Regions from separate parts of the Homo sapiens genome. Here regions 2 and 3 are each linked to region 1. A link is a loop called in an ENCODE intact Hi-C map of the cell type or tissue named here. Cell type or tissue: CD4-positive, alpha-beta T cell. All regions are shown on one strand. Region 1 holds the start of GATB (glutamyl-tRNA amidotransferase subunit B). Region 2 holds the start of LINC02273 (long intergenic non-protein coding RNA 2273). Region 3 holds the start of FHIP1A (FHF complex subunit HOOK interacting protein 1A).

The links. A loop is a pair of places that touch in the nucleus more often than their neighbours do. Peaks named below come from ENCODE experiments on the same cell type or tissue, not always from the same donor. Only the 100,000 strongest peaks of a DNase experiment are listed, where the experiment ranks them.
Region 2: it touches region 1 in a loop (3-fold over the local background); 9 of 110 quality-filtered maps call a loop at or near these places.
Region 3: a loop joins it to region 1, with 9 times the contacts of the local background. A loop is called at or near these places in 8 of 110 quality-filtered maps.

Annotation. Positions count from the first base shown.
Region 1 is chr4:151,758,261-151,766,260 of GRCh38, reverse strand. It overlaps GATB (glutamyl-tRNA amidotransferase subunit B), which reads left to right and starts at 5,254. Exons shown (of 13, transcript NM_004564.3): 1 at 5,254-5,454; 2 at 7,339-7,489. The coding sequence starts at 5,279. RefSeq lists an enhancer at 5,259-5,538. In CD4-positive, alpha-beta T cell, a CTCF peak has its summit at 4,944; a DNase peak (open chromatin) is centred at 5,160; H3K4me3 peaks cover 1,298 bases; H3K27ac peaks cover 704 bases.
Region 2 is chr4:152,095,114-152,103,113 of GRCh38, reverse strand. It overlaps LINC02273 (long intergenic non-protein coding RNA 2273), which reads right to left and starts at 2,361. Exons shown (of 3, transcript NR_121628.1): 1 at 2,297-2,361; 2 at 1,534-1,630. RefSeq lists enhancers at 209-1,408, 1,703-2,203, 2,303-2,597, 2,204-2,704. In CD4-positive, alpha-beta T cell, a CTCF peak has its summit at 3,213; DNase peaks (open chromatin) are centred at 2,353, 2,583 and 3,353; H3K4me3 peaks cover 1,517 bases; H3K27ac peaks cover 7,236 bases.
Region 3 is chr4:151,405,398-151,413,397 of GRCh38, reverse strand. FHIP1A (FHF complex subunit HOOK interacting protein 1A) reads right to left here and starts at 4,222. Exons shown (of 14, transcript NM_001109977.3): 1 at 3,933-4,222. FHIP1A-DT (FHIP1A divergent transcript) reads left to right here and starts at 4,506. Exons shown (of 3, transcript NR_183963.1): 1 at 4,506-6,215; 2 at 7,790-7,875. RefSeq lists silencers at 4,263-4,432, 4,553-5,025 and enhancers at 4,252-4,951, 4,952-5,651, 5,483-5,792. In CD4-positive, alpha-beta T cell, no CTCF peak of the experiment used is centred here; DNase peaks (open chromatin) are centred at 3,617, 3,787, 4,427 and 5,177; H3K4me3 peaks cover 2,306 bases; H3K27me3 peaks cover 415 bases.

The sequences.
Region 1 (8,000 bases):
TATGCTACGGCAGCCAAAAGAAAGATAACAGCTATAGGGAATAAACACAAATAGAATATTGGGCTAGACAGGCTCCTGTTTGCTAGAGAGGCATTTTACGTATTCTTACTTTCTTTTGCCTTTTGAAAAACACAGTATCCAGTCCCATTCTTAACACCATTTATCTTCATTCTTACTATACGTGAGGGGATGAAAATGCCTTTTAGTAGCCAAGCTGATGTAAGTGTGGAATTCACATCAACTGAAATCACTGCTAGGCCAAGTCATCAAAATCTTATTGTTGAATTAGAATCTAGACTCAGACTCCAAGGAGACATGAATAATGTGTGTGCTGGTCTTTCCCTAACTAGTATTAATGAATCCCTGGGAATTCTCTCTCTCTCTCTCTCTCTCTCTCTCTCTCTCTCTGCATTTATCTCCGTGGTTGTTTCATCTGATTGTTGCTTGATTTTAATTCAATCTGGCACTTCTTCATGGAGCACTAAATTTCTTCTCAACGGCTATACATTAAACTGTGGTGAGCCCTGAAGGCTCTACCACCAACATGAGTTCAGCCTTTATTGCTTTGTGCAGTCCATCCATTCTTGGTTCAAGGGTGGCCTAGATACAGAGATACCAGTTCAGATACGCATAGGTAATGACACCAATTACAGGGCAGGATGTGTAAGATAAGCTCTTCCATTCTCTTCTGTACCATGCTGATGGACTCTGATACATCTTCCCTTCAATTATCAAGTAGGAGTTCATTCGCTGAAAGGTCTCATCAAAGTCCACGTGTCTTGGTGGTGGAGTTCTTTAATGCCACACTTTTCAACATCTTTAGGCTTAAAATCAGGAGAACCATCTGACATACAAAAACATCATCTGTTTTGAAACCTAAACGTTTCTATTATTGGAGCTCCTGAATTAAGCTACTGCTTAGAAGTGTGTGTTTGGTGATGTGTGTGTGTGTGTACAAGCTCTCTAACTTTGAAGGCCAAATATCGAATTCCAAAACACAAAAGAGAGAATTTCTTGGTGCATAGAGGGATATGACCACATGCAAAAACACAGTTTACAGAAACATGGAGTTTAACGTGTTCTACCACCCATTACTTACAAATCAGGAGTATCTTCTTTCAAGTACGTCATGAAGCAAAGGATGTATGGAAGTGGAGCTTCTTTCTTACACATCATTCTTGTTGGCTCTGAGGGAGTAGCCAGATTTCTAGAAATTTCTAGAAAAAGCCCGGGGAAAGAGCAAACCATCCAAACCATCCCCTGAGATTAGATAGAAGAAGGGAGACCATAGAGAGCTTCCAGTTTATGGTCCAGGCATAATAGCAACAATGTGCTGGCCTCATCTTCCCCATATGGCCCTTCATCTCTCAAGGACATTGAACAGGGTGTTCTATTTCCTTGCACTGGAAAGGAAAAAGGAGTCATAGATTTCTTTGCTGCAAAGCAATCTTCTAGAGAAAGCAATTATTCCCTCTGCATCAGTATTTTATCAGAATCAAGACTTTAATGGTAAAATAAAAGGAAATGAATCCTGTTTTCCCAATTGCTCAGCATGCATGTATTCCCAGTCTTTCTTTTTTCCCCTAATGACACCTAACTGGATTTTAAAATGTAGTTTTTCTAAGAAGGAACTTCATGTTTTCAGAATGCTTTCTCAAAAACAGGAGCTCTTCTAGTTACAACATAAATGATGCTATTAATTTCTGTTATATGTACATTATCTTATGTGGGTTTTGTTGTTACTGCTGTGGTTTCTTTCTCTTTTTTTAAGAGAATATCTACTGACCTAGCCATCTTCCGTCTCTACCATGTGGCATAAAGTTTCAAGACAGCAGGCTGAGTTCCATAGCCATAGAACACATAGAAACTCACAGCCAAGAAAGACAGGGATCAAGCTCACAACTGTGCTAAGAAATACTAAGATAACCATCTGCTTCCAGCTCTGTTAGACTACAAGGGGCATTTTGTTGATTAGCCTGCTAAATGCTTTTAAAGCATTGACTTTGTTTCCACAGGACAAAAGTAGTTAATCAAAGACTACATTAGTTAATGCAATTTTAACTGGAAAGATGTATACAAATAGATTTCGACATACATTGCCAGGATAGTGGAAACTGTCTCTTTTTCACTTTACTTGCAATTTTAATGTTTCTATTGAAATTATTTATTTCATTTAAAAAGTGGAAACTTAGAACCACCTGTATTACCCCCTCACATTGCACCCACATTGCTGAAGAAGCTATCTATCCTAGGACATTGGGTATTCATGTTATTTCCCCCATCGTGAACTAGTGAAAGGGAATGATTACAATTAAGCACAACTTAGATTTGAGAGAAAAAGTAATCTGTGTTCAGAAATCAATGTGGTTTTATTCATAGTTTTGAGTCAAATGCAGAGGTGAGCCAGTTCATTCCAACTCTGACATTCAAAGACCCACTGAAGAGCACTAAACAAAACCAAGCATGTTATTTTGACACATCTAACTACTGCCATTTATAAGTAACGACTCGAAATTCTGCTCTGCTTTACATAGCTTTTTAAAAACCTGTTCTAAATCTATTTGTACTGTGTATCAATTATATGGATAAAATAAGAGCCGAGAGGCTCTCCCTAAGAAAAATGTTGTTTTTGCTAGAAACTCTGCCCAGCTACCTTCTGAGTTCCTTGAAAATGAAAATCTCTGTGTCTCCCAGATGACAGCCACCTTGTCGGTGCAACCAAAATAGCTCTCGCAGCTGGAGAGCTGTCTATCAGCAATAGTTCTGACAGATATCAGATTTGGCATGCAGCAGGAAGGCTAGAAATGGTCCCACAGAAGGCGGTTTGGTGGGAGTATGACCAGCTAAGGAGCAAGGCAGGGGGAGCACTCAGAAAACAGTGCTCCTGTTTTCACAAGGAAAACTACAGGCATTTCGGGAAATGACAAATAGTCTTGAGGGAGAGGACAGCCAAAGAGATGGTTATTGACAAGTCTCTATTTCCACGATTAGTTCTATAGGATTTTTGAAAGGGCAATGATTAGATAGAGACAAGATGCAGGAAACTGGCCGGTTTCCGTTCGTGAAAGGAAGCAAATACACTTACATGCGTAGGATTTTTATCTCCTCTAGTGGTGGGGTGGGGCCTTTGAGGCGATAGCCTATTACTGAATAATACCGCTTCAGAAACAAAGATGAGCTTCCCTTATAGCGCGTTTTACCCGTAAGATTAGGATTTTCATTAAATGTGTTGCTCTCCCTTACAGTGGTTTTCAAAACATTCCCAATCTTCCATTTGATGGAGTGAATCGCCTTTTAAGGATGCTGATTACCAGCGATGAGGTAACAAGTGTCCCCCTCTCTTTTTAGCTAGAGATACAAGATTCCATTCTCCTCTGTTGTCCTAACAAAAGTGAAGCCATTTTGTGCTCAGAGGCAACTCTCCTGACCCCTAGTCTGGGCCAGAAAAACCTGAGGAGCTAAATAAGTAAAAGAAAGCTAGCTTACCTAGAGTAAAGGTGGAAAACATGGAAACTCAGAGGGAAGACTCTAGTAAAGGATCTAGAGAATCATCTGAACCTTAAATAAAGGGCAATAATTAGAGAGAAATTTTGGAACAAGTCTCCACCACTCCCTTCCAGTCCCTGTCATTTTTGTCATTTTCATCCTTGGTCAAATGACTGATACTTCTGGTGTGGCAATTTAGAACAGTGATAGTGGATGAAAAAGTAGAAAAGATGGAAAAAATAAATGATGACAATTTTAAGGACAGTAACTAAAGTTTCTTTCTTCCATATGGATATGCAATTGAAGTGTATTAAAGGAAAAGATCAAAGGTTACAGCCAACTAATCAATGGATTATTGATCAATAACTGAAAATCTATCAATGTGAAGTATACAAAATATGCAGCTTTTCCCCTTGCCCTGCTCTATACTCAGAATTAGGCATCACTGATGTCTACTTGATTTCTCCTCTTGAATGTCTCCAAGGCAACCAAACTCATATGTTTTCTTTGCAAACCTGTTCCTTTTCTGGTTTCCTTATCTCGGTGGATAACTTCATCAGCCAGTTGTGCAAACCAGAAATCCAGGAGTTATTTGTTTCTCCTAGCCTTCCACCATCATATCCAATCCATCAGAGTCCTTCAATTTTACTTCCTATATCTATCTCAAACAGATCCATTTCTCTTTGGCTCTGCCACCACCCTAACTCATCATCTCTCCCCTAAACAATTACTGCTCCAAAGGGCATCCACTCCATCCTTTGTCAAATGCATTCTCCACACTGCACTACTTTATTCAACAAATATTTTTAAGGAACCTACTTTGTACTGTAGTGAATAAGACAGACGAGGAATTTGTGGAAATAGAAGATAAACATCAGGCAGTCAAAAGCACTACGAGGACAATCAAAGTCGGGTGATGAAATAGAGAGTGGCTAAATGACTATTCTAGACTGTGTTCAAACACAAGAAATCGGTGGCAGTTTTAACAAGGGGTATTAGTTTTGACACAGGAAAATGAAGGAAGTCCGCTGGGACGATGGTATCTGCTCCTAGCATATAAGGAGTGTGTTTCTGATACTGGCCAATAATAAAAAGGAGGTTAAAATGTACATGAACATTCAATCTAGGGCTGTTTGTCTCCAATTACCTCTGCTTAAACATAGCACTTACTACCTATATGGAAGTATCTTATTTTTGTTAACTTCTGTATGTCTCCCTTCTTTAGAATGTAAGCTCCATGAACATGCGGGCCATAACTGTCTTGATCTCTGCAGTAACTACAGTGCCTAAGAGAACTGAGCCTGGCATTACGGTAGGCATGCAAATAAGTATTTGTTGCATTAACGCACAAATTGCTGAGTGAAGCAGGAGAGTAGACAGAGAATATAACGGATTGGGTTTGGGGGCTGAGGAAGTCTCTGCTGAGCTGTCAAGGTCATTTACTTCCCCTTGCAAGGTTAACTGGGTTATAAAATCCCGGCCACGCTTTAGCACCAAGCATCAAGCGCTCACACTCTAACTTATACACACGCTCACAGCCACAAACCTCTCCAACTCCCCGCTAGGAGGAGTCACACCTCCCCACCCAGAAACCCTCCCACCCTCTCCTCTATTTCTCCTTCCCTCCCCTCTCCGCGGGGTTCCGGCAGGCTTCGAATCACAATGCTCGCCGGGAATAGTAGTCTTCCGGTCCGAGCCTATGGCGTTTTTAATGCATTTCCAGAACTACGCTTCCCAGGGAGCCTCGCGGCATAGTGAGGCTGAGTCACCTGACCAAGACCCTGGAGTTACAATGGCGGCGCCCATGCTGCGCTGGGGCTGCCGTGGAAGACGTTGGGCTTTCGCCCGGGTTGACGGTGGTTCTTGCCACCGAAGAGGGGCTCCGACTGGGTCCACATCCAACCAGATTAGGGGAGAGAGCTCAGTGGCTCAGCAGCCCCTCCACACGGCCCAGAAGACGAGGAAAGGGTATTCTGTTTCATACATTTCTGCCCACCTAACTGTGAGGTGGAACTGCAGGACTGGGGAAATAATGGCAATTACGGCCCAGCTTCTAGACGTTTTGGCTGACGGGAGGGCGTTGAGTTATAACCTGGAGCCCCGAAACCTAAATAAAAGCACAAACAGACTTTCTATCAACTCCGCCCCCATATATAAACCACTGTTTTCAAATAGATGTAGTTGGGGAATTCGCGAGTGTAAAATAGCAAATATTTTCTTGAAGGGTGCACAGACAGAAGAGTGGATTCGGTCATCTTACTAATAGCACTAGCAGTGGGGACGGTGACACGAGAAGCGGGATCATATTTAGCTGATTTTATTTAGCGCTAGTATGGGCTGGCAGCGTTCTAAAGGTAGAAAGGGAGCCTTTACCTACAAGCTCTTGGTAGTGGTGGGTTATTGTCATTAGTCAGAAAACACTAGCTATCTGTGCAGGCGTTTTATGTTGGAATATGTGTGACTAGACCTAGGAGGACGCAGCCAAAAGAAGAGATACTCCCCCTGGTTATATGGAGAGTTTTGCTTATTTGGCCAGATATCCCCTGAACAGCTGTTTATGCTTCATTATGTAAGAATTAAATAGTTTCTCTTTAAATACAGAAACATATGGCAAGTTTCTAATATTTTGTTTATTCTTTGAGACTAGTTGGCATTATTTTTACTTTCAGTTGGAGGAACAGAGGGAAATTGTCCAGAAAGAAGTATTCAGTTTTGTATTCTTTTCGTGAATTAGATTGTTTCCTTGTGAATGGAAAGTACATTTTTTCTCTCATGTAATGGAAATGCAAAAATACTTTGAATGGTGCTTTACTGCATGCAGAATTTCTAATGAGTTCCTACTTTAATTCCCCTCCCTTATGGGCTGTGTTTCCAAACTTTAAAAAGAAGGACTTATTCTTGCAGTACTTCAGATATAGAACTTTATATGTTGAAATGATTGAAACAAAACAAAACGATGTAAAATATGTATATATATATATATGTATATACACAAAATTACTTGGGAGAAGAGCAGGATAGGAACATACATGGATTTCATAGGGAATAAGCACATTTATAAGGACCTGGAGAGGCCTATGTACAGACCCAACAGAGTAGGACTGACCAGATAAGAGAGATTATTATAGCATTTAACAGCTTCTTAGATTTGATAGCAAATAAGCATTAAAAAAGTAACCTGAAATTAGGTCTCAGGAATTGAAAGTGATTTGGGGGACCAAAAATATGCCGCATCAGATGGTTTAGTGTGGTGGAGTTTTGCAAAATTTTTTTAAGAGTATCATTTAGTGGTGATTTATTGTATCTGTGTCTCTCTGGTTATTATACATGCAAACCAAAACATGGTTGAGAATTTCCTTTTTAAATAAGAGACGTGGAACTATTTATCATTATTTCTCTAGTAGTAGAATGTTGCCATTTATGTTAATTCTAGATAATGTGGGAAAGATCAGCTTTCATCATTTACTGAGTGATTACTTGATAAGTTACAGTTAATTTGTTAAATGCCGCTTTTCACTGAAGTCAGCCAAGCAGTTGTCACCTGATACCCATTTCTAAATTGTTTTAAGACGCCAAATTGTTCCTTTCTCTATAGCCTTCATGTTTATATCATCAGCCTCCTGATGCCATGTTGTAAATGAATTTTAGTTTGCCAATCTCAGTGTAGGCGCTTATTCTAAATTGTTTTTTATTTAGTCACTGATAAAATATGACACATTTTTAATGTGAGGATATAACATTGTATTAAGTTTAAAACACATATAGGAAATTAACATTTGTGGTTTAGACTTATAGAAATTCATTCATGGTGACAAATATAATACATCTTAACCATTATCTCTTTCTTCTTAGTGAACACAAATGGGCTGCTGTGGTAGGTTTGGAAATTCATGCCCAGATTTCCTCCAACTCTAAACTCTTCTCTGGATCTCAAGTTCGCTTTTCAGCACCTCCAAATTCTTTGGTTTCTTTTTTTGATGCATCTCTACCTGGAACTTTGCCGGTAAGATTCTTATTTAATCCTATTTTCATTAGAAAAATGTTTATTTTATATTGAACATGGAAAATTATTTTCTTGTTTTAATAATAACACAACTCTTTGGAAATACTTATTTAGGGAGTTTTGGGTGAAGCGGGATATATTAAATGTTTTCTGAAGACCCATCTCTGTGATGCTGTTTCTAAGTCTGAATATATTCATACATGTATTCATCACTTCACAAACATTTTAGCATGTCTACTAATACCAGACATTGGGCTTTGAGCTGGGTCATAAAGATGATCCTTGCCTTTAAGGAGTTCAAAAACTAGTAGGGGAGATGTGTCTTATAAACAAACAGAGAACAGTGTGATTCCTTCTTTGAAGGTAATATGCAGAGGATGATTTCGAAACCCAGAGGAGGGACAACTAATTCAGTAAAAGAAAGGACTGTTGTGAGAAATTGAAGTAGGGGTACTTTAGGTTAAGGAAGGGTTACTGAAGAGGTGGTGGCCTGAGCTATTTGAGAAGCCCA
Region 2 (8,000 bases), 340 kb before region 1:
TGGATTCCATGAAAATTAAACTCCTCTGGGTAGACAGTCTATGGGGCTTGACTGTGAGGCATCCCCCAAGAACTTGGAAATGGGAAATACAATTTCCATCTGAGAGAAAAATTATAAAACCAGCCAGCACCAGATCAAAGAAGATCTATTTAAAGTCTCCTTATATGGACAGGATGAATTTCAGACCAGAGCAGCCTGGACTGACAGCAGGAACATTCTGAGGGACAGAAGGGCCTGTCAGAATGGATGCAGCGTCACAGACACAGAGAGAAATGAGACCGAGGAGGATCGTCGGGATGATTCAAGCTCTGACTGAGACAAGGCTGGGGTGATGGGTGTCCGCACATTAGTAGGCTCTGGGCCTCTCCTGGCTGCATCTCTGTTATGGAGAAGGTGAGGGGCATCCAGCTATCATGACTGGGTGCCCTAAAGCAGGGATGAAAGTCAACATCTTTAACAATCCATACAGCACAGGCACCACCCAAACAGCAAGATCTTCAGCTACAGCTGGAGCAGGGACCTAGGGTCCCCATTCTACCTGCATTTACCTTCTAGTGGCTGGGAGCTCTGTGAGGTCCCTGATATGAGAAGGGCAGTGAGTAGGAGCAGACAGGAGGCTCCAGGAGCAGGCTCCTTACCAATTAGCTCAGGATTTTAGTATGTTGATAACTTAACATGTTTGAGCTATTCGGTTCAACCCCTTTGTCTAATTCTAACTCACTGGGAAATCCCTGGATTGGAATGCAGTTTCCCATATGCTTTGATCTACAGGGAACGAACAGGCATGACTGGCTTACATAATTGTGAGATGACTATATTTTTCAAGGTAAACAGTTTCTGCTTTATCAGTCTCTTAGGAGCCTGGTTACATTGATCAATGTGAATTCACCCCTATGAGAGAAATCCACTCTTAGCTTGCTGACAAAGTCAATTGCCTCAATTACAAAAAAAAAAAAAAAAAAAAGATTCCCGAACTTGCCCCATAGAAGCAAGACAGCCAAGCTTAGAAGCAGCCAGCCCAGCCCTTTTTCAAACTTAGAATCAGTGATCCAAGGGTCCTTTCAGTATTTTTCCACAGGATCTCTGGCTGAATTTCCACAGCATGTGAAAATTCAACTATACACAAGACAGCATGATGCAGCGATTTTCTTTTTTTCTTCTCTCTCTCTCTCTTTTTTTTTTTTTTGCACATTTTATTTTAGTAGCACAACTCTTATTTTCAAATGATCTTACGAAGGACCTCAAGCTGCAGATATTCATGTCTTCACATCAGGCGTCTCTACTTGGGTGTCTGACAGGCACTTAAAATATAAGATGTCCAAAGAGCATTCTGGATGCCCTGCCCCCGCTGCACATGCTCCTCCCTAATGTGCCCTCATCTCTCAGGCCTAACACCTAAAATCATTCTATTCTCAGGTCATCTCTTAGCCTCAAACTCCTGCTTCCAGCTACAAAACATATGTAGAATCCCATCCCTTCCAAGCTAGGGCCCACATAGCTGAAACCTTGTTTTCAGCCAGTATCCCCTCTTACCTGGATGACTGCAACGAACTTATAATAGGTCTTCCCACTTTTATTACTGCTTCCTATACTTCCCTGGATCGGAATGCAGTTTCCCATATGCTTCTACCTACAGGGAAAGAACAGGTATGGCTGGCTTACATAATTGTCAGATGGAGCAACATTTGCTTCACTTAAAATTGTTTTTAGAAGTCTAGACTTTAGAATCTCTACTTGTTAATGACAATATAACAATGACCAATTACTACCATTTTAAACGTATTATTTCTCTATTTAGTGAAATAATACGTTTAAAATGTAGATCAGATGGTGACTTTCACCCTGTTCAAAGTGCTCCAACATCTCCCATCACTCTTAAACTGCAAACTCCTTACCGTGGTCTACCAGGCTCTCTGCCATCTGGTTTCCTGGTAGCCCATTGGCTGAACTGCCAGCTGCTGTCTCCTTGACTCCTGTGGCTCCAGACACACTGGACTTATTGTTGGTTCTCAAATGTGCCAAGCTTGTTCTCTGCTTTGCATTTGCTGTTTCCTCTGCTTAGAACCTCTGGTGCCCTTGACTTTGAATGGCTCACTTCCTCACACCAATCAAGTCTTTGCCTAAAGTCTCTGCCTTTGCTCAGAGAGGCCTTCCCTTGCCACCTCTTTAAAATAGCCTGCCTCACTCCTACTCTCGAGCTCCTCAGTCAGCCCCCACCCAGCACACACCACATTTCATAGTGGATGTTGTTGTGTGCCACTCAGATCCCCTGGCAGAACCGAAAAACGCTTGTCACCTTAGCTGCTGGGAGTGCAGGCTCCACCAACTCACACCTGAGACACTTTCCAAGCATTGCAAAGTGTCAGAGGTGTGTCATTTCCTCTGTCAGAGGAAGCTGCTCCACCCACATGTACACCCACTTCCTGGAGGCAGCTTGCATCCAAAGGCTGGTCACATGGGAGTGCAAATGCCCAGTCCTCCAATCTTAATTAGGACAACACTGCTTGTTGTCCCAAGCTGCAAAGCTCCTCAGGAGGAAGACAGAAAGCAACTTTTCCATCTGTCCGACCTGCGTCCCTCACCCTTCACACTTGTTGCTCCTGAGATCACGCCCCAAAAACCTCCTGCAAATCTCTTTGTCAGAGTCTACTTCCTGCAGAACCTGACCTGTGGGCCTCTACCCCAAATTGTGGGTTTTTAACTTACTTGTTTATTTCCTGTCTCTCCAACAAAGACGTAAGTTCTGTAACAGCAAGGAAAGGTCTATCTTACTCCCCTCTCTATCCTGGCCCAGACGCCTAGACAGTGCCTGGAATACGTGGAAGTTCAATAAATATTGAATGAATAAATGAATGCACCCCCCAATCTATATAATAGATAATAGGGAAACTGTCTTCCTGAAATTGTTTGTGTGTCAGGGGCACTCCTCCCTCTGTCACTCCTCTACCCACCGCTGGAGAAGTACCCAGGGCACCTCAGCAGCACCTTCAGGCAGAGTCAATTTTAGAATCAGGAAAGCAAGATTCATAGCCAGGTTCCATCACTAGCAAGCCCTTCCCAGTATCTCCTGGAGTCAGTATTGGGCCTTGCAGGCTCTTTAGCTTGTTCGACTGCGACAATGAGCGCCACACTCCGCTCCTGGAAAATAAGCTGGGAGAATGGAAAAGCTAATTGAATTGGTTCATCTCTCTGAAGCCAGTGATAAATCTTAGGGGTCTGAAGAAGGCCCTAGGGGATCTAATGCCCCCAGTGAGATCTGGGGTGGGGAAATTGACCTCAGACTCTGAACCTCGAATCAAGAGTGGTTCATTTTTACTACAGAGCCTGGAAGGGAGACTGCTTGGGACCTGCCCTTGGGTGACTCCTGCTGGCCCCTGGGGAGCCAAGTTTTATTCCAGTAGAATGTCCAGGAAGCTGTGCACCCTGGTGACAACTCACTTTCGCCTATGCCTTTAGAGTAAGTCTCCTTCTTGATTTCCAGGATTGGAATTCCCTGGAATGTTCAATGTGCCATCATTACCAGGACATAAAGAATGTTTCTGGGTCAAGAAGGTGCCAGAGATGGTTTAATGCACATCCTCATTACCTAATTGTTTTCTCCTGGTCTCTTCTCCAATTGCTTCCGTGTCTGATGAATTTTTCTCTGCTTTCATATGTGTTTTTGACAGAGACAGGGGAGCAAGGCTATCTGTGGGCTTTAGATCGCCTGACTTTTCTTTTGAGCATGATGAGTTGGAGTTAGATAATGCAGGGAGACCTTCCCCCTGAACCAGGGAGGGAAATGTGGCTGGGAATGCCCACAGACGGGTGATGCCCCTCTGTCCTCAAAGTGTGTTAGACGAGTTCTGCTCTCACCTGCCCCTAGACAAGAGGCAGTCCATTAGATACTTCGCATCTGCGGTAGACTGAACCAGCACCAGCTGTGAGAGTGGCTCTGCAGCTTGGATTTCACTTCCTCCAGAAGGCAGCCAGGACAAATGCTGCTGCTCATTCTCCAGGAGGAGGTTCCAGGATGATCCAGCCATTGTTCCTCTTCGGTAGCACAAAGGCAAGGTTACCCAGAGCGGACCCAGCAAATATCCAACAGCCTTTGAGACAGTCTGGACACATCCACAGTGGTTGTTGGATGGCTCATTACACACTCTCTGAGGAGACTGGTCTCGGGTCCCTAAGCAGATTGATGTTGGCAGTGGCCCGGGAGGCAGGAACATGCATGAAGGACACAGAGGCGAGAGGAGGCGGAGCTGGATGGAGTGCATCTAAGGCCTGGGGCCAGCCAGAGAAGACACATCTCCTCCTCAGCACCACTGAGGCCACACAGCCAGGCTTGTGAGGAGATGCCTCTGAGGACCTCCGAAACACACATCACTGGCTTGAGTATAAGAGGTGCTGGAGCACCTGTAGTAGCAAACATCCTCCTAGAAAGGCAGATAATGCCTCATCTCTGCCAAGGCTAAATTGTTTTTATAACATTCTCATCATTATTCTAAAGAATAAAACCATTACTAGTACATAATGTCCTCATCAGGGTACAAGACAGGCCCCAGGCTCTATTCTTGGCCCTGGCAGTTATCTGGTTGAGTGACTTAGTAATCTAGGCAAGAGCTGCCTCAACCTTTTTTTTTTTTAATTAAATTTTTTAGGCCAGGCACAGTGGCTCACGCCTGTAATGCTAACATTTTGGAGGCCGAGGTGGGAGAGTTGCTTAGGCCAGGAGTTTGAGAGCAGCCTAAGAAACAAAGCAAAACCCCATCTCTACAAACAAACAAAGAAAACAGCCAGGCATGGTGGTGCACCTGTAGTCCCAGGTACTTGGGAGGCTGAGGTGTGAGGATCACTTAAGCCCAGGAGGTAGAGGCTGCAGGGTGCTAGGATTATGCCTCTGCACTCCAGCCTGGGCAACAGAGTGGGACCCTGTCTAAAAAACAAAATTTTGTTTAAATATCTAGGCTTTAGAATCTCCATTTGTTAATAATAATATAACAATGACCAATTACGGCCTTTACTCTTGAATGGCCACTATGGGTCAGGCACTGTCCCAGGAGCTGGAGGAATAGTGGTAAGCAAGCTGACAACCACGCTCATATCCTGGAGCTCGTATCCACGGATCATCAGACAGGCAATACTTCCCCTGTTTTAGAGCTGAGGCCACTAAGATTTAGAGCCCTGAAGTGATGGCAGGTGAAGCACTTGCCCATGGCTGCCTGTTAATGGGTCATTGCCTCTTGGTGCTAACCTACCCTTCGGTGTTCCACTTTGTGATGCTGGGGCTGGGACTCTAAACCAATTTTTTTCTAGCCTTTGCCAGCTGCTCCATGGTAGATTCTATCAGTAAGGGGGTGCTAGGGGAGGCAAGAGAGGAGGAAAAGGGACCTGCTTCCCCCTGGGTGCTTTCAGAGCCTGCCTTTGTTCCTTCCTTCCTTCCTTCCTTCCTTCCTCTCTCAATCTTTCTTTCTCTCTTTCTTTCTTACTTTCTTTCTTTCTGTCTTTCTTTCTCTCTTTGTTTCTGTCTTTCTCTTTCTCTCTCTCTCTCCCTTTCTTTTTTTCTTTCTTCCTTTTCCTTTCTTCTTTTCCTTTCTTTCTTTTCTTTTCTTTTCTTTTCTTTCTTTCCTTCTTTCTTTCTTCCTTTCTTTCTTTCTTTCCTTCCTTCCTTCCTTCCTTCCTTCCTTCCTTCCTTCTTTCTCTCATTCTTCTTTTTTTTTTTTGTTAGACGGAGTCTTGCTCTGTCGCCAAGCCGGAGTGCAGTGGTGCGATCTCAGCTCATTGCAACCTCTGCCTCCTGGGTTCAAGTGGTTATCCTGCCTCTGCCTCCCAAGTAGCTGGGACTACAGGCACATGCCACCACACCCAGCTAATTTTTGTATTTTTAGTAGAGACGGGATTTCACTATGTTGGCGAGGATGGTCTCAATCTCCTGACCTTGTGATCAGCCCGCCTCAGCCTCCCAAAGTGCTGTCCGAGGCTTTCTTCTCTGCCATGGTCTTTGTGAGCATCACTCCAGCCTCTGCACTTGCCTAGCAGCTGCCGTCACAGCTTTTCCAGCACTTACAGAACCAGCCTTGGTGTGCCCCTTCTGAGACTCCAGCACCAGCCCAGCAGAGCCCCCTCCTCAGAGAGCAAAGCCTTGGCTCCCTGGGGCCTCTCCTCCAAGCTTCTAGCTTCTAGCTTCCAGGTTATAGGAACACCATGGTGTTCCCAATTCCAGCTTCTTCTCTTGGTTCCCCCAGGCCTAGTGTGGAAGCTGCTTCCTCAAGCTGCCACCTCCATGGTATCTTAGTGTTCCTTCTCTAGCTTTCTTTTAATTTTCTAGTTAACAATGATTTATACCTAGCTAATAAGTCTTTATATAAAATCCTTCTGGCCAGAATACCTGGTAGGGCTCCTGTCCCCTGACTGGTCCCTGCTGAATGCACATGGTCATGAAACTGACCCAATTTTCCGACAAGCTGGATGCCCGTAGAAGCAAAGCTTGAGGAACTTACATTTGTACAATGAGGCGCACCTGCTGCCTGTGGACCAACTCCTCTCCCTAGCCCCTCCTGTTTTCCTTCCCAGCTATGTAAACCCCTAACTTTATTCAGCAGGGGAGGGACAGATTTGAGGTTTGGCTCCTGTCTCTCTGGCTGAAGTCCCCCAAATAAAAAGCCTTCTTTCCTGGAAATATTCATTGTCTCAGGGATCGGCTTTCTTTGTGGTGAGCAATGGGACCTAGACTGAACTCCTGCCATTCGGTAACAGTTTCACCTGGCTGAGCCAGTACAGAGCTGGGGCTTTGACGCTGGCCCACTCCTTCCACAGACCTTGCTGTACCCATTGTGCTCCTGGGTGATGTCTGGCTGGCAGCAGATCACTGGAGAGGGCATTACTTCTGATCACCAAGCCCCCTAAGAAGGCCTGGCTCACTTTCCTTCATGAGAGACAAGGAAGACAGTGTCCACATGCCCACTCCCCAGGGAGAGGGGCACTTGTTGCTGAAAAAATGATGTCAGTCTGCACTGGTACCCTTGCCTGCCCACAGCACTTCTGAGGGCAGCTGGTGGCAGACCCTCCAGTGCCTACCCCACAGCCATCTCCCTTGTTCTTTCTTGCAGATGGGACCTGTGATTGGGTCAGGCAGAGGTCTCTTGGTCTTGGGCAAAATAGACCCTTCCCCCCAACACAGGGGATGAATCATGATTGCTCTTAGCCAACCATGATTATGTCCCTTCATTTTGCCAGTGGTTGGGGATGTGACTCAGGTATAGCCAGTGAGGAGAGAGACAGCAAGAGAAATCCACTGGCTATGGAGTGGAGGCAGCCTGGATGGGGCTTCTGGCTGTCTCACTTCTCATCTCTATAACCTTGGGCTTGTTACTTAAACTGTCTTGAAATCATAATAGCGACATCATAGGCTTGTTGAAAGGATTAAATAGGAAATGATACATCAGTGAAAGCACCTTTCTGTGCCTGCCAGGTGCTTAATACATACGTTTCCCGTTTCAATGTCCAGCCTTGTTTATGAAGTACACAGTTTTGTATTTACTCTGGCTAGTCTCGGCATCAGTCACTATTGGGTACCAGTAACAAATTTTCATTTTAACATAGATTCTTGGCAGGGTGCAGTGACTCACGCCTGTAACCTCAGCACATTGGAAGGCTGAGGCAAGAGGACTGCTTTGGTGAAGAGGGGGTTGCTATGCCCTCCCTTCCTTCTAGCCTGGAGCTCCAGCAGCTGTCTTAGGACCATGAGATAACAATACCAAGGATGGAAAGTCAACAGCTAAGGGCGTCAAAGCAAAGAATGAGAAAAAGCCCGGATTCCTCACAGCACTCCACAGTCTTGGACTCCTCTGCTGCTTGCAACCAAAAGCATTCCCATGTGCTATAAAATGAGCATTCCTAGCAGACACGGCCCCACTGTGCCAGCCCTCACACCTGCTGCTGTAGGCTGCACCCCAAAAAGGCAGCCCCATCCTGACAGCTGTGGCCGCTGGTTTGCACTGCAGTGGTGGCTCCTAGCC
Region 3 (8,000 bases), 350 kb after region 1:
AGCCAAAAACAGCAGATTCCTGTCTGGCTCCTCCTCACCCCTGAGTTTCATTCTCCGAAAGAAGGTCCTTCAACTCTTTTAGCTATTTCTTCTGGTAATTACTTCTATATTTGTAAATCATGCACTTATACTGCTATTTACAGAGTTTTTCAATTTTAGACATTGCCAAAATTCCTTATTCAATCTATCAAGGTATTTATTCACCTACGCCACTTCCCAAGATCTCCCTCCCAAATTTAATGGAGGTTACTTCAATTTTATTGCACAGCTATACTGTTGAGATGCCAAGGCTATACAGACTATATGTTACATGTGTACACACACTTACACATACACATATATGTACATATTCATATATAGTCCTGTCATCCTGTCTCCACATGAGCTCATATTTTGGTTAATAAGAAATAAGAGGGCCAGGCACGGTGGCTCACGTCTATAATCCCAGCACTTTGGGAGGCCAAGGCAAGTGGATCACCTGAGGTCAGGAGTTCGAGACCAGCCTGACCAACATGGAGGAACCCCATCTCTACTTAAAATACAAAATTAGCCAGGCGTGGTGGTGCTTGCCTGTAATCCTAGCTACTCGGGAGGCTGAGGCAGGAGAATCCCTTGAACCCGGGAGGCAGAGGTTGCGGTGAGCTGAGATCACGCCATTGCACTCCAGCCTAGGCAACAAGAGCAAAACTCCATCAAAAAAAAAAAAAAAAGAAAGAAAGAGAGAGAGAGAGAAAGAAAGAAAGAAGGGAGGCAGGGAGGGAGGGAGGGAGGGAGGGAGGGAGGGAGGAAGGAAGGAAGGAAGGAAGGAAGGAAAGAAAGGAAAGAAAGAAAGAAAGAAAGAAAAAGAAAAGCCCATTTCACATCCAACCACTTCACAAAATGTAACAAGGAAAAAAGTGAAAGCATGGGCTGTAAATCAGAAATCCTGAATTCAGGTCTCAGTCCACAATATACAGGAGCAAAGAGTATGCCCATAAAAGTCCCTTATTATTGGCCGAACACAGTGGCTCACGCCTGTAATCCCAGCACTTTGGGAGGCCGAGGTGGGTGGGTCACCTGAGGTCAGGAGTTTGAGACCACCCTGGCCAACATGGCGAAACCCCATCTCTACTAAAAATACAAAAAAAATTAGCTGAGCATGGTGGTGGGCACCTGTAATCCCAGCTACTCAGGAGGCTGAGGTAGGAGAATCGCTGGAACTGGGAGGCAGAGGTTGCAGTGAGCCGAGATCACACCATTGCACTCCAGCCTGGGCAACAAGAGTGAAACTCCGTCTCAAAAAAGTCCCTTATTATCTCTGAACCTCATCTGCTTTCCTCCTGTGTAATCTAAACACAATGGCATCTACTACAAAATGGTTAAATCACAAGGCACAAACATGGTACATGAAAGCACTCTGTGAAACATAAAGCACTACAGAACTGTTCACTTCTGTTATTGTTTTCATTAAGAGATCCCTATAAATGAAGTTCCTGGAGTTTCTTGTCACTCTTGAGCACTGTTCCCCTACCTGGGCTAAGAACCAAGGGTTGGAAGTTGCTAAAAATAAGGATGAAGTAGATCTAAATTGTGTTTCAATGGCAGAATCTGATCCAGATCTTCACTGGGCCTACGTATCACCCTAGAAGACAGATGTACACAGAATAAAGATCAAGTGTCTAAACAGATTAAATAAAGCAATTTTGCTTTATATTTGCATGGAGAAAGGAGGTTCCTTATTAAATTTTCTTTATGAAAGTAATACAAGAGGCCAGGCATGGTGGCTCACACCTGTAATCCCAGAATTTTGGGAGACCAAGGCAGGCGGATTGCTTGAGTCCAGGAGCTCAAGGGCAGCCTGGGCAACGTGGCAAAACCCTGTCTGTATGAAAATACAAAAAATTAACAGAGTGTGATGGCATGAACCTGTGGTCCCAGCTACTCAGGAGGCTAAGGTGGGAGGACTGCCTGAGCCCAGGAGATCAAGGCTGCAGTGAGCCGAGATCATGCCACTGAACTCTAGCCTGGGCCAGAGAGAGAGAGAGACCCTAACTTTAAAAAAAAAAAAATATATATATAATTTCACTCCTCAGAGGCAATTCTTGTTTTTTCTCATTTTACCTCCATATCTCTACATAATATATTTGTACATCTGCTTCTTGTTTGCAGTCATTATCTATCAAGTTCCTATTAAAGAAAGAACTTAGCAGAGAAAGTATTTTGAACCAATCTTGGGAGGCAGAGTACAGAACTGTCCAGCAATGCATCACTCTGACTATGTAAAAATAAAACACTCCTTTTATTTCTAGTCTTCAAGTCCTCCATTAAAAGTCCTACACAATGTCTTTATATGAGAGCCAAGAAAAAAGGTAGCTGGGCAGTTGGACCTAAATTTTTAGACCACTCTCAATCACTCTCTGAATCCACTTCAGTGATGTCCAGTTTCTCTGCCCCTTTCCAGCCACCCTACACAGTTTAATCCTGTTCCTTGTCCTACAGGACAAATGATAAATAGGACCCCAAACTTAATTTATTTCAAGACAGGCATGGACATAATTCTTATGAGCTCTGCGGAAAGGGATTAACTGGAACTAAAAAGATATCAACCTTTAATTATGCGAAAAGTTACCTAAAGCCAACAAGTATACTGTATTAAAGAGTAAATTTATGGACTAAATATCCTGCTCAATTTCGGTCCAAAGAAGACCTTTGAAGTTCTCCAAACGTGGACTTCAGCTGTGGTTCACTACATGTGGACAGCTTCGGGGACAGCATCCTGCCTAGTGCCAGGTGTACAAGTGAACTTGAGGTCAGGCAGGTGACCCTGACAAGCAGGCATAATACATTAAGGAGAGGAAATCTTCCCTCTCATTAATCAACAGGATAAAGGTAATTAAGCAGGAATTATTTTTCAATGACCTATATAATTTCATCAGGGCTGCTATGACTATTAGCAGGGAGCAGCTGACTTCCTAATGAGATGAATTTGATAGCACAGCCCTTCCAGAGAAGCCAAGGGAGCAAGCCCAATCTATAGGGAAGCAACAATTGTTAGGCATTGTTTACTCCTCCTCCTGAAAGCTGTCTCTCCTTCTCAACATTTGGCTCTTTCCCTTCAGGGGGGTTTCCCTGTCCCTGGATAGCTGGGGCTGCAGCATCTGCTGAATAGTGGAAGCTAGATCTGCTGTGAATGGGTGGGTCCAGGAGGCTGGGACACTAATTCACTAGACCTGCTCATGTGATTCCCAAAGTCCCAAGCCAACAAGGCTACCGCCGCCTGCACCAACACCTCGCTCTGACCAGGCCTGAAATAAGACACCAAGGTAGTTCTTCCCACTCCCTAGCAGAAGCGGAGTTAACAAGGGACCTTTGTTGAGCCAGAGGAAACACAAACACATACACACTATCAATAATAACCACGACTTGAACGCAGTTTCATCACAGAATTTACGAAATTGAGCAACAGCTACCTAACCAGTAAGTCCTTACACCAGGAAAGGGCTGCAAACCTCAGAGGGGCACCGCCTCTGTCTCCTGTGTAAGCAAGTTGATTTACAGGGGAAACCTGAACTCCACATCTCTTTGCCTTTTCCTGTGCCTCCCAGAGGACCCTGGGACCAAGGAATGGGATGGAGGGCCCTAATGACATATTCCTTCGTCAAAACAAGCTGGCTCTCTCTCTCCCAGGGTCAGTCACCGCGTTACGCCCCGTCCCGGAGCCCGAAACCCTAGAAGTCACCTCCTCCCCCCTGCGCCCCCGCCCGACGCAGCGACCTCGTTTGGAACATCCCCAGCCGGCCCCCAGCCCAATGCCTGCTCCCTCAGCCCAATGCCCGCACCCCCTGCCCAGTTGGCGGATGCAGAGAAGGGACATTTCGACTCTCCCTCCTCCTTCAACCCTCTAAAATAAAAGAATCCCTCAAGCGCAAATCTCCGGCCAGCACAGCACCTACCTGTCCCCGGCCGTGGCTCCTCCTCCCCGAGCAGTGGGGCTCGCTGGACAAGTGTCCTCAGATAGTCCAGAAAGTTTGCTCTGCGGTCCCGGGGACGCCTGCGCGGGACCCAGTGAGGAAAGCCGGGCTGGCTCCTCGCACCTCGGGCGGCCGCCGCTCGAAAGTCTTGGCCCAGGTCCTCCAGGCCCGGCTCAAACTCAGGAGTGCCCGGGAAGAATGTAGGTCGTGAGAAGGTCGGAGCGCAACTTTTCGAAGGTGCGTCAGCCGCGGGCTGAGGCGCGTGGGTCACTGCCTCCCCCCAGCCTCTCCCTAGTGAGCGCGGGGGGGGCGGGGGCGGGGGCGGGGGCCGGGGCGGGGCAGGGGCGGGGGTGGGGCCCAACCTGCCTGGAGGCCTCGGGGAGCGCGCCCCGGCCCCGCCCCCGCCGCCGCCGGCCCCGCCTCTGCCGCTGGGACACGCCGCCGCCAGGTGCGCCGGGGACTTAGGCAGTGCCGCGCCGCACGGCCCGCGCCGGTTTCCAAGGTGAAGGAGGAGGAGCCTCTGAGGGAAAGTTTCCACAGAAACTTGAGCTGGGCGCAGTGTAGCACTCGCGCCCTTGGGGGCTAGCGTTTGGCCGGAGCTACACACTCTTTACTCACGCACGCACACCGCCGTACACAGCACAATCGTTCACCGTCCCGCCAAAGGCTCGTCTCTCGGGTTCTGCCTAGTGGAAGGAGTCGGACAACGCCGCACGTCACGGGCGTTTCGGATTTCTTGCTTCCCAAAGGTTTGACGGCGGCCACCGGCGCCCCGGCCCAGCTCTGCTTTCCTTTGCTGACTCCTTCCTTTAGGTGTGAATTTTAAAATGCTGATACCGCCCCAAGAGAGCTGAGTCAAGTGAGGCAAACGTTCGCCTGTTGTTCTCCTGACAGACTCCCTGCAGTGGGCAGGGGAAATGTGGCCTTGGCCGACATTAATGAAGTGCCAGGATGGAGGGAGGGGGCCTGCTGATTTGTTCTGTTTTACTTTTTAAGGGTAACTAGAGCGTTACTGGAGTCGTCTGTGGGTTTGGGGAGTATGTGGCGCGTGTGTGTGTCACACATTTCACTGGCAACTCCCGCCAACCCCTTCCCAAGAAATGAAGGCTCTAATGTGGGCAGTTCTGCAACAAAGGTGAAACTTCCCCAAATCACGATTCCCCGCAAGATGAGAGAGCAGGTGCAGCATCCATTTTCCCACTATCACGCTTGAGATGGTGGCTTTGGGCACTGCCGGGTGCCCCGACATCCTTCCCAGAGCCCAGCCTTCCCACCCAGGCCCGGCCCTGCGCGGCCGCCTGCCTTTGCATCAGAGACCGCGGCTGTGCCATTGCCAAGGTGGGCAGCGCCGCCTCGCTTCCCCATTCCTCCGTCTCCCACGCCTCTTGCGTGTTTGAGTCGCGAAGTGATGGACTTTAAATCTCAGAGGAGGAATGAGAAACTTGGTTAGTGGCTCTCTTGGCATGTTCGTAGCCCTGTGGTTGAAGTGGCTGAAACCTGCGTTGAGCCTCAGTCCAAGCAGCTGGGGCCACACCAGTTTGCAAAAGCGGATGTGGCAGTTTCCACCGCAGCAGCAGCCTGCTGGCGCCTCATCAGATTCTCCTTTGGAGGAAGTATCTTCTTCCCTTCATTCTCGGTGAATGGCATCCAGAGATAACCAAAATCAGGTGTATCTAGTTTCAAGTTCTGTCTTGCAACCGTGATAATTGGAGGATGCAAACTTTACACTTTCTTCTCTAGCTGTCTACCACCACTGCTGCGCTTGTGGATGACTGCAGGAACACCGGGTACTTGCCACAAGTATCTCTCCAGATTCATCAGCCTTTCACCTGTGACAAGCTCAGTCAAGAAGTGGCTCCTAAGTAAAAGCTGGGGAAGAACAAGGAAGATAGAGCTCAGAGTAGAAAGCTGTGAAGTTCTGCACAACAGGTCCCCTTGGCCTGCTCTAACAGTTGGAAGGTGGGGGAAGCATTCATTTACTCAACAAATATATACTGAGTGCCTTTTGCATGCTAGGCACGCTTCTAGGGGTTGAGGACACAGCAGAGAGCACAAACAACAATTCCAGCCCTCGTGGAGCTTACCTCTTCCACGTGGGAAAGACAGATGGTAAATGTATAAGGACAATATATGGACTGCTGTATGATTAGAAATGCTATGGAGAGGCTAGGAGTGCTGTCTCATGCCTGTAATCCCGCAGTTTGGGAGGCCAAAGGAGGAGGATCACTTGAGGCCAGAAGTTGGAGACCCAACCTGGGCAACATAGTAAGACCCCCTATCTACAAAAAGTTTAAAAATTAGCCAGGCATGGTGGCGTGCACCTGTAGTCCTAGCTATCCAGGAGGCTGAGGTGGGAGGATCACTTGAGCCCACTGCATTCCAGCCTGGGTGACAGAGTGAGACCCTGTTTTGAAAGAAAGAAAGAAATGCTGTGGATAAAAATTAAGCAGAGAGGGTACATAGAAAGTATGAGGGGTGCTATGTTCGGAGAGGGGTGATGATCAAGGAAAGCTTCTGGAGGAGGTAACATTTGAGGAACGACTTGAGGGAGGTTAGGGATATCTGAGCAGACAACTTCCCAGGCAGAAAGCATAGCAAATGTAAAGGCCCTGAGGCAGGAGTATGCCTAAGTGTACTAGGAGCAATCCAGAAGGCACCATGAAAGAATGGAGAAGATGAAGTCAAAGAAGTGAAAGGTGGGGGTGATGCAGATCAGGTAAGGCTTTTACTCTGAGTGAGTTGGTTGGAGCCATTGGAGGATTTTGTGTAGAAAAGTGACACTTTCTGACATTGTAATTGGATCACTTTGACTGCTGGGTTAAGAATAAACAGTAGGGTGTAAGGGTAGAAGCACAGAGACTGGTTAAGAGGCTACTAAAATAATCTAGGGTCAGCCGGGTGCGGTGGCTCATGCCTGTAATTCCAGCACTTTGGGAGGCCAAGGTGGGTGGGTCACAAGGTCAGGAGATCAAGACCATCCTGGCCAACATGGTGAAACCCCGCCTCTACTAAAAATACAAAAAATTAGCCAGGTGTGGTGGCACGCACCTGTAGTCCCAGCTACTCAGGAGGCTAAGGCAGGAGAATCACTTGAACTCAGGAGGCGGAGGTTGCAGTGAGTAGAGGTTGCAGTGAGCCGAGATTGCACCACTGCACTCCAGCCTGGGCGACAGAGCGAGACTCCATCTCACAAAAAGATAATAATAATAATTGAGGGACAAGAAGATAGAGATGTGGACCAGAGAAATAGTGGTAGAGATGATAAGCTGATGGTTTCCTCACATTGGATGTGGGGTATAAAGGAAGGAGATGAGAAGGACTCTGAGGCTTTTGGCCTGGGCAGCATAAGGATGGAACTGCTATAACAAAGTTGGAGAAGACTTCAAAAGGAGGTTAGGGTAAAATCAAGGCAGGAAGGAGAGGCGCATAATTTGAATGTGGGCAGCGTAAGGACGGAACTGCTATAACAAAGTTGGAGAAGACTTCAAAAGGAGGTTAGGGTAAAATCAAGGCAGGAAAGGAGAGGCGCATAATTTGAATGGTCTTCAGTTTCTTCAACTTATAAAATGAAAGTAATACCTACTTTGTTAAGGTTGTTTTAGGATGACAAATTAGCATAGTGAAGTGTATAACACAATGCCTAATACATGATAGACACTTAAGAATGTTAGTTCCCTCTCTACAAATATGAATTTCATTCATATCCATTATGCCCTCTGGGAGTGAAACAGACTCATTCTTTTGAGGAAATAAGTCTTGCTAAAGGTAAAGGGGCTGTCTCCTTCTCCCATTCTTGCCATATGACACTGTCTGCTCTCTCTTTGTCTTCCACCATGAAGACAGGCATGGTAGCTCATGTGGAAGCTTCCCGAGGCCCTCACCCAGAAGCAGATGCTGGAGCCATGCTTGTACAGCTTGCAGAACTGTAAGCCAATTAAAACTCTTTTCTTTATAAATTAAAATAGATAAATAAAAATAAAGGATAAGCAGATGTGGTGGTACGGGCCTATAGTCCCAACTGCTTAGGAGGCTGAGGCAGAAGGATCAATT